Linked DNA regions of Mus musculus: region 1 is linked to region 2. A link is a contact called in ENCODE POLR2A ChIA-PET data. All regions are on one chromosome and are shown on one strand. The core of a region is the stretch at or near the end of the contact, and the rest is flanking DNA. Distances in the headings are between cores, read along the strand shown. Region 1 holds the start of Itga2b (integrin alpha 2b). Region 2 holds the start of Slc25a39 (solute carrier family 25, member 39).

Evidence for each region. ChIA-PET counts read pairs that join two places held with the same protein, here RNA polymerase II (POLR2A).
Region 1: POLR2A ChIA-PET joins it to region 2 with 23 read pairs in embryonic stem cell. The contact joins the promoter of Itga2b here to the promoter of Slc25a39 in region 2. POLR2A ChIA-PET finds 5 or more read pairs at or near these places in 3 of 5 experiments (Patski and embryonic stem cell).

The regions. Positions count from the first base shown.
Region 1 is chr11:102,465,815-102,471,993 of GRCm38, reverse strand. Itga2b (integrin alpha 2b) reads left to right here and starts at 2,111. Exons shown (of 30, transcript NM_010575.2): 1 at 2,111-2,469; 2 at 4,093-4,214; 3 at 4,304-4,401; 4 at 4,505-4,667; 5 at 4,891-4,940; 6 at 5,472-5,517; 7 at 5,609-5,737; 8 at 6,057-6,104. The coding sequence starts at 2,282.
Region 2 is chr11:102,405,567-102,411,658 of GRCm38, reverse strand. Slc25a39 (solute carrier family 25, member 39) reads left to right here and starts at 4,142. Exons shown (of 12, transcript NM_026542.3): 1 at 4,142-4,269; 2 at 5,005-5,104; 3 at 5,238-5,297; 4 at 5,409-5,453; 5 at 5,833-5,966. The coding sequence starts at 5,020.

The DNA.
Region 1 (6,179 bases), core at 862-3,361, 62 kb before region 2:
AATCCCAGCACTTGGGAGGCAGAGGCAGGCAGATTTCTGAGTTCGAGGCCAGCCTGGTCTACAGAGTGAGTTCCAGGACAGCCAAGGCTACACAGAGAAACCCTGTCTCGGAAAAAAAAAAAAAAAAAAAAAAAAGCTGTGAACCCCCATATTCATGCCTTGGCACACATGCCCATACATACATACATACACAAAACGGATTTAAACTGTGGTTAAAAAAAATCCAAGGCAAGGGCCTGGAGAGATGGCGCAGGGATTAAGAGCACTGACTGCTCTTCCAAAGGTCCTGAGTTCAAATCCCAGCAACCACATGGTGGCTCACAACCATCTGTAATAGGATCCAATGCCCTCTTCTAGTGTGTTTCTGAAGACAGTGACAGTGTGCTCACATACGTAAATAAATTAAAAAAAAATTTTTTTAATTGTAAGGCAAAAAACTACCATGTGATGTGAGTCAATATTGGGCTACACAGAACAGACCAACAATTCAGGAAGCACTTATCTGGGAACAGTAGGGAGACAGAGGGTCAGCAGACACTGGTGTGTGACTGACTACATACCTGTCATGTTTTGGCACTGGAAACACACCAGTGAAGAGAGCCCTGAATAAAATCCAAGGAGCTTTCTGCTTAGTGAGGGGTAAAATGTTAGGCTGTGTGCTAAGGGGAGGCATGCGAGGAAGGGAAGAGTTAGGAGTGCTTCAGAAGAGGGGAGAGTGGTAAAGTAGGATAAGGCAGTGGTTAATTCATGGAAATAAAGATGGAGGGGACATGGCTTCATGGTAGAGCACTTGTCCTGCATTCGAAAGGCTATCCCTAGCACTGCAGAAAAGGAGGGGAAAAAAGAAAAGACTTAAAGGAGGGTGTGGCTATAGTCCTACGACCCTTTGCCTTGGGGCAAAAGGCAAGCAAGACCATCAGGGCATGCGTGGTGCTCTTCTGCTCTCTGCCCCCTACCCCCATAGAGAAGGATCTTTTTTTTTAAAGACTTATTTATTTATTATATGTAAATACACTGTAGCTGTCTTCATACACACCAGAAGAGGGTGTCAGATCTCATTATGGATGGTTGTGAGCCACCATGTGGTTGCTGGGATTTGAACTCAGGACCTTCGGAAGAATAGTCAGTGCCCTTAACCACTGAGCCATCATCTCTCCAGCCCGAGAAGAATATTTCTACGCAGAATCTGACCCTCCTCACTTTGTTTACTCCTTCCATCCTTTAGGAAGACTTCAGATTCAGCCTTTCAGCAGCACTACATGCTGGGCTGTGGGCTAGGCCCTAGGACAGCAGAAAGAACCCTTGCTCTCAAAGGACTCGGGTACTCAACCCAGTAAAAAGTGCCATCAGGTACCATGCCCATGTGTGTGTATGCCATGGTGCCATCCTGAGGACTCACGAGGTTTCTCCTAGTCAGTGACTCCGTCCACAAACAGTTCTGGAAGGTTCTATTCTAGCTATCTTTCAATCTATTTTATTTATGTAGATACTGTCAACCAAAAAGGAGCAAAGCTGTTCACTTGAACAGCTGGTGCTCAACCTCGAGGACTGTGAACGCCGCACCTCAGAATGATGTCCTTTTAGCTCCATCTCCCCCCACTTAGGCCAAGACCCATTCATCACCCCTCTGCCCAGTATTGAAGGCTCCAGTGTAACCACACTAAGACTTGGTTCAAGATGGAGACGTGAGGAAAGTGATGGTCAAATGCAACCGGCTGAGGCTGCCCAAAGGCTCATGGGGGAGGAAGTGGGTAAATGTCCTACTCAAAATGATGACAGCCTCTGGTCTTATCAGGGGAGAACAGCTTGCTTACTCCTTCCTCTCCCCTTGGCCACATCACAGCATTCAAGAGCAGGATGGTCAGCTGCATGGGGGAGGTAAGAGCTGTACAACTGTGGGCCATGGCAAAGTGAGCCAGGCAGCGAATTCATGGTTATACTTTCCCAGGCAGAAAGGGATGGTGGCTGGACTTTCACAGTGACAGAGGAAGAGAAAGAGAAAGGGGATTGCCGGGCTTGTGGCTGAGAAACAGAGACAACAGGACATGGAGGTGAGCTTTCCTGGAGAGGAAGGGGAAGCAGTGACTTCCAGCCATCAGCATCCATCCCCGGGGTGGGCCCTCCCCCGTCCTAGTCGACGTCTAGAGGCTATTGCCCTCTGCCATGCCTGCTGCTCAGCCATGAGCTCCAGTCTGATAAGCTGAAACTTCCGGTGGTGGGAACTTCAGGGAAAGGGAAAGAGCTGGCCCATTCCTGTTTAGGACGTTTGGGAAGAAGGAAGATGGCCAGAGCCTCCTGCGCATGGCATTCCCTGTGGCTTCTGCAGTGGACACCACTGTTCTTGGGTCCTAGTGCTGTTCCTCCAGTCTGGGCCTTGAACCTGGACTCTGAGAAGTTCTCCGTCTATGCAGGTCCCAATGGCAGCCACTTTGGCTTCTCAGTGGACTTTCATAAGGACAAACATGGAAGGTGAGCGCTAAAGGACATATGGGCGTTAAGAGAGGTCTGCACCCTCGAATTGCTCCTGTGGACTCTCTCAGTACCTAGATGAGCAAGGTCAGTTCTCCGGTCTGAGTGGAGCTCCTGTCAATGGAGGACCGTTTCCAGGGTGGGTACTGGGGAGAGATAGCAATGGGGAGATGAGCACAAAAGTTTAAAGCTGATGTCTTCCTTTTTCCTTTTCCCCAAGTGTCAGTGATGTGACCGGCTTTACCTCCCTCCCCTCACCCTAAACTGACTGGCAAAGCTACAAGTACCTACCTGGTACACCTTGCTTTCCTCCGTTCCATGCCTCACCTCCTTCCAAATTACAGATGTTTGAAAAGAAGTATTAGATTACTAACAGTCAGTATGGATCAGGCTTTGAGGTCAGACTCCTGGCTCATCTACATAGCTGTGTTTATCCTGAGTGACTTATTGAGATGGACACTGGATTGCCCAGGACTGGGGAATAGTAATTATTCTCAAAGACAGCTGCAAGAAATTATTTCTTCTGCCTGAGAGAGCCACTTCATCAAAAATCAGGTCCCCTTCCCAAGATGGCTTGCACGCAGAGACTATTCGTGATGGGGAAGAACCCAGGGTTGCCTCAATTCTAATGATTCTAAAGGGCACTTCTCTAGCTGAGTGTGGTAACATGTGCTTGCAAACCCAGGACTTGGAAGCTGAGGCAGGAGAACTACCACAAGTTAAATAGCCAGGGCCACATAACAAGACTCCATCAGAATAAATACATAGAATTCCTGATGGGTGTCATGACAGACACCTTTAACCAATCTCCTTTACTGGAAAGCAGAGTTAGGCAGAGCCAGCCTGCTAATCCAAATAGTGAGTTTCCTCCGGGACAGCCAGAGCTACATAGAGAGAGCCTATCTCAAAACAAATAGACAAAACCAACCAAACGAAACCCTCCTGGCATCAGAGCTCCTGAGTGCCTCTGTTCAACTCCTTTCTTTTCTTCCGGTCTCCTGCTTCATTCCCCAAGGTCTGGTCACATGGGCACGATTTAATAAGCATCCTGTGTGTTTATTAACGCACACGTTTACAAAAGCATGTTGCCGGATCATACTAAATACCTCTCATACAATTATTGCATTTACTCTTCCAACAGCAACATTGGTTGTCATTACCTCCATTTTACATATGGCAGGCCTGATTTAAACAGAGATCTGCTAGGCTCCTCAACCCTGTCAGTACCGTACATCCCAGTGAGCTCTCCCCGGCCTTCCCCCTTTCAACCAGGTCTAGCTAAGGGATCTCTCTAGAAGTTTGACAGGCAGACATTTTGTCTGGTTCTTGTTGGGAGGGAGTGAGGGTGAGGGAAATCGGTGTACAAAGGAAGCATAACAGGTCTTTTCAGTAAGGATTATTAAAGCCTTCCCATCCAAACCAAACCAACTGGTTTAGTCTCAGGTTAATTTCCTAAGAATCCACTTTCAGCTAAAATGAAGAGGTTGTCCTCAAAGGACTATCTGTGAGGAAAGGTGGTCCAGTTTTTCCTATGCCACGCCTCCTTCCAGGTACTGCTGGGGCAGTGGGCACCGGGCAGGATAGAAAGGCCATAACCTGTGCTCATCCAGCTTTCCTACACAGCGTGTCCATCGTGGTGGGCGCCCCCAGGGCCCTAAACGCAAGTCAAGAGGAGACTGGAGCCGTATTCCTGTGCCCCTGGAAGGCCAATGGTGGCAAGTGCAACCCGTTGCTCTTCGACCTCAGTGAGTCTCAAGAATGAAGGGGAAAGGGGGTCCCCAGGTGGAAATGGATGGCCGGGCTCCAGAGCTCCACCTTTACTTGTGCCCTCCAGGGGATGAGACACGAAACCTAGGCTTCCAAATTTTCCAAACCTTCAAGACCGGGCAAGGACTTGGGGCGTCGGTCGTCAGCTGGAATGACGTCATTGTGGTGGGTACTGTGGACAAGTCAAAGGGAGCAAATCCAGGGTAGGGACACGTTGGGGGAAGCCCGAATAAGCCCCCTTCCCTACTCTCCTGTGGGTCTGCTCTAGGCCTGTGCCCCCTGGCAGCACTGGAATGTCCTGGAAAAGCGCGATGAGGCAGAGAAGACTCCGGTAGGAGGCTGCTTCTTGGCTCAGCTCCAAAGCGGGGGCCGCGCAGAGTACTCGCCCTGTCGCGCCAACACCATGAGCTCCGTTTACGCAGAGAGTTTTCGTAAGCTCTGGTTTGCCATTCGCTCCGCCCACTGATCGCTGCCAACCCCGCCCCACCAAGGACCTCGGGCCCCGGGGGCCCGCCCCTCCGCTACACCACGCCCCTGGGCCCCGCCTCCATGTCCTCCGGGCTCTGCATAGTTCCCCCTGCCCACGCGGGGCTCTTGGCTTAAGCGCACATTCGGGGGACCTCCCCTTGGCTGATCCCCGCTTGCCTCTTGTAGGCGGAGACAAGCGATACTGTGAAGCAGGCTTCAGCTTGGCGGTGACCCAGGCAAGTCACAGGCAAAAGCAAACAAGAGAGCTCAGCTTGATGGTTGAGACAGGGGGAGGGCGAGTTTGAGGTCAGCCTGGGCTACATACAAGGCAAGCCTGGGCTTCAAAGTAAGACTGCTCTTAAAAGGAGAAGGGGATGGCTTCGGTGGTCCACGCCTATAATTCCAGCAATTGGAGGCCGAGAAAGGGGTGCTCGAGTTCGAGGTCTACCTGGGCTAGGTAATAAGACCCTGCCATAAAAATGAGATAAAAATATATTAACATTTAGCCGGGCGTGGTGGCGCACGCCTTTAATCCCAGCACTCAGGAGGCAGAGGCAGGCGGATTTCTGAGTTCGAGGCCAGCCTGGTCTACAAAGTGAGTTCCAGGACAGCCAGGGCTACACAGAGAGACCCCCTGTCTCGAAAAAAAAAAGGGGGGGGGTCGGGAGGATGAGAATAAATGAATATGAGAATACCATACAGGCAGAATGGTTCTGGGTTGTTCTAGAATAGGAGAGACCGTCTCACGACCAGGACTTCTTTTTCAGGCTGGGGAGCTAGTGCTTGGAGCCCCTGGAGGCTACTTTTTTTTAGGTATGTGCCCAGGAATCCAACCCACTCCCATCTCGCAGTTTGGGACTCATGTTTCTGAGCTCCCATAGCCCTCTCCCTGTGCCCTTCCTAGGTCTCCTGGCTCGCGTTCCAATTGAGAACATCATCTCCAGCTACCGCCCGGGTACCCTTTTGTGGCATGTTTCCAACCAGCGCTTCACCTACGACAACAGCAACCCAGTGTTTTTCGATGGTTACCGGGGTAACGCTGGCAGCTCCTTTCCAAGCTTCCCAAAACCCTGAGTCAGGTCCTGCCTCTGTTCGGGCCTCTATGCCAATCTTAGCTAGTCATCCCCAGCACAAAGGCACCCCGCCCTCTGTTCCTGCTTCTTCCCCACACATGTCCACTTCCCATCCACACTGGCTCACCCTTCTCGCTGTGGATTCTAGTGAGATCTTGGGCACGCCTCAGTTTTCCTAGCCGCCCTAGGCAGTTTATACTAATGACCTCGGTACTCCTGACCCTTGATCTTTTCCTTCTTGCTTTACTCGGAAACTGCTAAACTGTGCTGTGTCTTCAGGATATTCGGTAGCCGTGGGCGAGTTTGATGGGGATCCGAGCACTACAGGCAAGGAATGCAGGGGGCGAGGGGGGCGGAGCCCCGGGGCAGGAGCAACCTCCGCACAATTTCCCCTGGGTCCTG
Region 2 (6,092 bases), core at 2,893-5,392:
CTGATGCAAACAGGCTTCAATGAAGGACGACTCTATCACTTTGTTTTTGTGAAGTCAGTTGGCCAGAAGGAATTAAGTGGCTTGGCTGGGTTGGAGTTTAGACCTTTAGAGTGGCAATAGTTATTGTATGTTCCTAAACTGCCTCGCACAACACACTCATAAATCCACACTGTGGAAGCCAGAATAGAAGCCAGTTCTGGAGGGTCTTCTTCAGGGCCCTATGGGCGTTATATACCTCTGCAGGCCACATTCAAAGTAGGGTCTCTCAAATGAAGCACTGGGGACTCAGCCCCACATATCATACCTACTCTCCCACCAAGTGGGAGAGAGGAAAGACTGTTGCCAGTGGGGCTGAGCCAGATAATGACATTTTTTTGGTTTTGTTTGTTTGCTGTGGATTGAAGCCAGGGCCTGTGAGTGCTAAGTGCGTGCTGGAACACTGAAACACAGCCTTAGGTGAACATTTGCCTTACGTTTGAAGACAGAGGCATCCTTTGGGGCTGGACATGGTGGAGCATGCATTGTGGAGCATGCATTTGATTCTAGCACTCAGATGGATCCTCTGAGAGCTCAAGGCTGACCTGGTCAGCAAAGTGACTTCTAGGCTAGCCTAGTCTACCTATTGCGATGCCCTCCCCTCTCTCAAAATAAAGTAAGATAAAATAAACAAAATCAACTTTATACTAATTCTAAGTCTACATATAAGATATTGCATTTAGGCTGGGCAGTGGTGACGCACACCTCCCAGCACTTGGGAGACAGAGGCAGGCAGATTTCTGAGTTCGAGGCCAGCCTGGTTTACAGAGTGAGTTCCAGGACCAGCCAGGGCTATACAGAGAAACCCAGTCTCAAAAAACAAAAACAAAAAAGAGAGAGAGAGAGACAATGAGGTGCTGGAGAGATGGCTCAGTGGTTAAGAGCATTGACTGTTCTTTTTTTTTTTTTTTTTTTAAAGGATTTATTTATTATATGTAAGTACACTGTAGCTATCTTCAGACACTCCAGAAGAGGGCATCAGATCCTGTTACAGATGGTTGTGAGCCACCATGTGGTTGCTGGGATTTGAACTCCGGACCTTCAGAAGAGCAGTCGGGTGCTCTTACCCATTGAGCCATCTCACCAGCCCCTGACTGTTCTTCCAAAGGTCCTGAGTTCAAATTCAGCAACCACATGATGGCTCACAACCATCCGTAACAAGATCTGATTCCCTCTTCTGGTGTGTCTGAAGACAGCTATGGTGTACTTACAGATAATAAAGAAACCTTAAAAAAAAAAAAAAGAATGAAAGTTTAAAAAAAATGAGCCCCAATATACCAAAGTTAGCTCTGGTATTCTTGCTCTGCCCTCCCCCTCCCCTCCCCCCCTCACCATTTGAGACTTTAGATTCATTTGCTCCTAAACAACCCAGTGTGTGTGGCTTAAGATCAAGGATGCTGGCACACACCTCTAACCCCAGCACTTGGGAGACAGATGTGGGTGGATCTCTGGGAGTTCAAGGCCAGCCTGGTGCATATAGTGAATTCCTGGACAGCCAATAGCTACATAGTGAGAACCTGTCTCAAAACACCAAAAAAACAAAAACAAAAAAACGAGTGCTTGTGGCCTCTGCTCTCCACGTCACAGAGGCCCCTTTTCTCCCATTTCTCTGTGGCTTTGCTGCCCTCCCCTTCCTGGTTCCACTGGTCAGCCCTCCCTGGGTCTGAACTTTGGATTTCTCTTGGGGGGTGGGGGGGGGATTCAGTGGCTGGACAGAGGCTCTGGCTCTTTGCCTCTGGAAAGTCCCGCTAGATGGTGACAGTGTTGGCCTTAGACAGAGAGTTGTTGCTTAGATCTTGATATTGGATTGAAGTTCTGCCTCTACCTGGAAATGTTTCCACAGGCTTTGGGGATGCAAGCTGGAGGTCTCCCAGCTCCTGCCCTCCCTGGGGCTTGCCCTGCTCGAGCTCCTGGCCAGGCCAGCTTTGATACCAGTTCATTCCATCTGCTGCTCCGTTCTCAGAAGTCTCAGTGAGAAGTGATTGCTTGGGCCTTTTTATCTGTATGATGGCCACAAGCTGCCTCCAGGGCCCCTGGAAACTCACTGCTTCCTCCAGGTCTGTAGTTCTAGTAACCTCGTTACTCCGGACATTCCTACAGACTGCAGATGGCCTCGGACAGACACTGGGAGTCATGTTGCTGAGGCAGTGACCTCATTGAGAGCAAATAGGATCTTTTGAGTGACTTCAGGGGACTCTTTTCTCATCTATAAACTGGAAGTTGGGGTAAGGGGTGGGCAAAGAATTAATTACCGCTGGTTATGGTCTTTCATGCCTGTAATCCCAGCATCTGGGAGGCAGGAGTTCGAAGTAATTCTTGCCTAAACATGGAGTTTCGGGTTAGCCTGGGCTATGAGTCACTGCTTCAAAACAAACAGAAAATAAAGCCAAACCCCAAATCATAAACAAGAAAGGGAGGGAGGGAGAGAGGGAGAGAGAGAGGGGGAGAGAAGAGATTATACACAGGGCCTTCAGTTTTCTTCTCTACAGAATAGAAAAATCATCTCTGCTCAGAAACGTGGTAAAACATTAACTTTGAGGTTGAAATGGCCTTAGCAGGCGCTGGATTCCCAACTGAACCGACAGCTTATGAAACGACTTTTGTGTTACCTTTTTTTTTTTTTTTTTTTTGGTTTTTCGAGACAAGGTTTCTCTATATAGCCCTGGCTGTCCTGGAACTCACTTTGTAGACCAGGCTGGCCTCGAGCTCAGAAATCCGTCTGCCACTGCCTCCCAAGTGCTGGGATTAAAGGCGTGCGCCACCATGCCCAGCTTTTGTGTTACTTTTAAGCCAGGTTTGGGGTGAGAGGACACAGGATAGGACAGGGCAGCACAAGCGACACTTCACTCGTGACTCTCCTGCCGCCTCTGCCTCACGGCCAACCGACTGCCCGGGCCTTTTGATCATTGGCTGCTTTCCTAACTACCCGTTTGCTCTCACTCCGCCCCCAAAGCTGGAGGATCCGAGCCATGGAAATGCCGAAAGGGTTTTCTCAGGGTAAAGTTATGGTTGGCCACTTGGAATCCACGTGCTAGCTGGGCTGGCTGGGCGGCTCCAGCGCGGTCTGCAACCAGTTGGGGACTGAGGGGCGGAGACGGTAGTGACGTCAAAGCCGCGGCCTTTTCTTCTTAAAGGTGCAGCCTCACACCGCGTGTTCCAGTTTCTGTTAACACCGTTTTAGCTTGGAAGTCTTAGAGGCGAGGCGGGCGGTGGGGTGCCGGGTACTGAGCTGGTGCGGAAACAGCGCTGTTTGCAAGCCCACCGGGGAAGGCAGCGGCAAAAGTTTTAACTTGAGTCCATTTCATTTTCTGTAAAATGGGGGTACCTACGTCTGTAATTACCTACTATGAAAAGTTTTGGTAGAGGCCATTTCTGGCCTACATTGGAAACTATGCCAGCAAAGGTTACGTAGATCGTCTTGGGGGAAAGAAACAAAAAACTTCTAAGTATTAAAAGTGGTAACAGTCTAAGATCTGTCGCGAAACACTGGTTTTCTTTCTTGCTCTACGTTCTCTGTGTCCTCGGCCCAAAGAGGTCCTGTAAATTTGCCCAGGGCCACACCACGTCTAGCCCAGGTTGCAGGTCGGCTGACAAGGCTGCCCTGCAGGTCATAAAGCGTTCTGGGGTTGCAACCCCGTTTCATCATCCGTAAAAGAGGATGGTGATTCCAGCCAACAGGCTCGCCATAAATCGTAAACTCCCGCCACGGAGCTAAGTGGGCAGATGTTTGCCATTGCTGTCCCACACTCTGATGACCTTGAAGAACCGACCCTCGCGGCAGCTGCCTCGTAAAAGGACGCGGAGCAGCAATACCCAAGCGGTCAGGAAAGTTCCAGCGATCGCAGGTCTGGACTCCCCGGACAACACTCCTGCAGGGCGTGGGCAGAGGAGAGCTACTGGAGCCGGGTGCAAGCGCCGTCCAGTCGGCGACCTTGACCTGCCGGCCGCAAGGAGCGCGGGGCCGCGGCGACCCGCCCACGCGGCCGCGGCGCAAGGGCGGAACTGGGGGGGTGGGAGGAGGGCCGCGAGTGGGCGGAGCTCGTTGCACTCCGTGCGCGCGGCCGGTCGGCCACGGGGCGGGGCTTCGCCTTCTGGGGGCGGAGCCGGTCTCACCGCTCTCCCGGGCGGCCGCTGTGCGAAGCGGGCACGCGCGGACCCTGCACCGGCCGCGGAGCCGCTATGGGCCCGCCAGGCCCCTGGCGTGGCGCGGCGCAAGGACCGGCTCCGAGCCAGGTGGGCGGGCCTGGGCTGGAGTGGGTTCTCCGAGGGTCCCCGGCTGGGAGGGGAATCGAGGCCGCGGGAAGGGGGTGGGCCTCTCCGTGAACCCCTTTACTGGGCCTGGGCATGGAGTGCGGCCGAGTCTCGGTGAAAGGGTTTGTTACTAGGTCTCTGCTTCCATCTCCGCGGCTTGTGTTTAAGAGAGAGAGGAGGCAGACAGAGAATGTCCTGCCATCCAGGCCTCACGGCCTGTCCTCTCTGGCCCCAGGCAGGCAGTGTGGGGGAGGGCCAGCAATCTTGGGAAGGAAGGTGGACCTTCCTCTATCAGCAGATTTGTTTACACGTTTCTCTCGGTGCCCGACTCGACCTCTCCTCGCCCGGGGCGCTCATGTGTCCGCCCAGATGTTGGGTGGAGGGGCTCAGGTGTTTGATCTTTCGGCCTCTGGTCTGGAGGAGCATGTGGCTGAGAAAATAGCCATCACTGTCTTTGGCCGACGGCTATTCTAGCTTCTTTCCAAACGAATGACGTAACCTTGAAGGTCACAGCAACCTTTGAGCCTTAGTTTTCCCCTCGGCAAAGTGAGCACATTTCTAGATTTTAAAGATTATAGAGGCAAACTCTGGATGAGACCTGAGTGCGCTGTCGTTAAAGTCCCAGAGCACCTTAGCTCATGCTTGCTCCCCACTCCCCCCACTCAGGCCTGCCTTGTCAGGGGGTAAGCTCCATTTGACTGTGGTGTGTGTTTTCAGGATTGAAATTCCAAGATGGATGATCAGGACCCTGGGGGCATTAGCCCCCTTCAGCAAATGGTGGCCTCAGGAGCCGGGGCTGTGGTCACCTCCCTCTTCAGTAAGACCTGGGGAGATGGGGGATGGGGCAGCTGGGGGTTAATGTGGGCTAAAGGTTGGAGGCAGTTTGGTTCTGATAAAGAAGAGGGTGAGTGGTGTCCTGAAGGAACCTTCAGACCTACCTCCTTCCCCAGTGACACCCCTGGATGTGGTGAAGGTCCGCCTTCAGTCTCAGAGACCCTCGGCAACCAGCGGTGAGTACCAGATCAAGGCGAGCTGCCTGACAAAATAAGGATTTCCCAGAGATGGGGTTCTAGTGGGGGAGGCTGCATTCCTGACCACCAGGGCTGACCTTTGTGTTTCAGAATTGACAACTCCCTCCAGATTCTGGAGTCTCTCCTACACCAAATGTGAGTGCCCCAAGCCCCAGGCCCTTGGGAGGGCCCAGGGAAGAAGTGTTGAGTATCCCTCGAGTACCTGGGTTACCCATGATCATAGAGTAGTACATGAGCCCAGCAGTGGTGGTGCACGGTGCGCACCTTTAATGTCCCACTTGGGAAGCAGAGGCAGGCGGATTTCTGAGTTTGAGGCCAGCCTGGTCTATGGAGTGAGTTCCAGGACAGCCAGGGCTACACAGAGAAACCCTCTCTCGAGATCCCCTCCTGCCCCCCCATACTTTGAGGCCACATTAGTCAGCTTTCTGACACTGGAATAGCCACATATTGACCCAGCTATGTCACCCAGCAAGGCTCCAGGCCCTTCCACCCTAATGTCCGTTCCCTTTCCCAGCATCCTCCGCTCTACAGTCCCCAGGGAAGTGCCTCCTATACTGCAATGGAGTCCTGGAGCCCCTGTACCTGTGCCCAAATGGTACCCGCTGTGCCACCTGGTTTCAGGACCCCACACGGTTCACTGGCACCTTGGTAAGGAGCAGAATCAATGTGTCTCTGAGGGACTCGATTTGGATTTGGCTAGGCTGCCGGTGTGGGGAATGGAAAGCAAATGGGGTGGTTGTTCAGTGTAGGAAGGGCTTACCTGGGAGGCTGTTC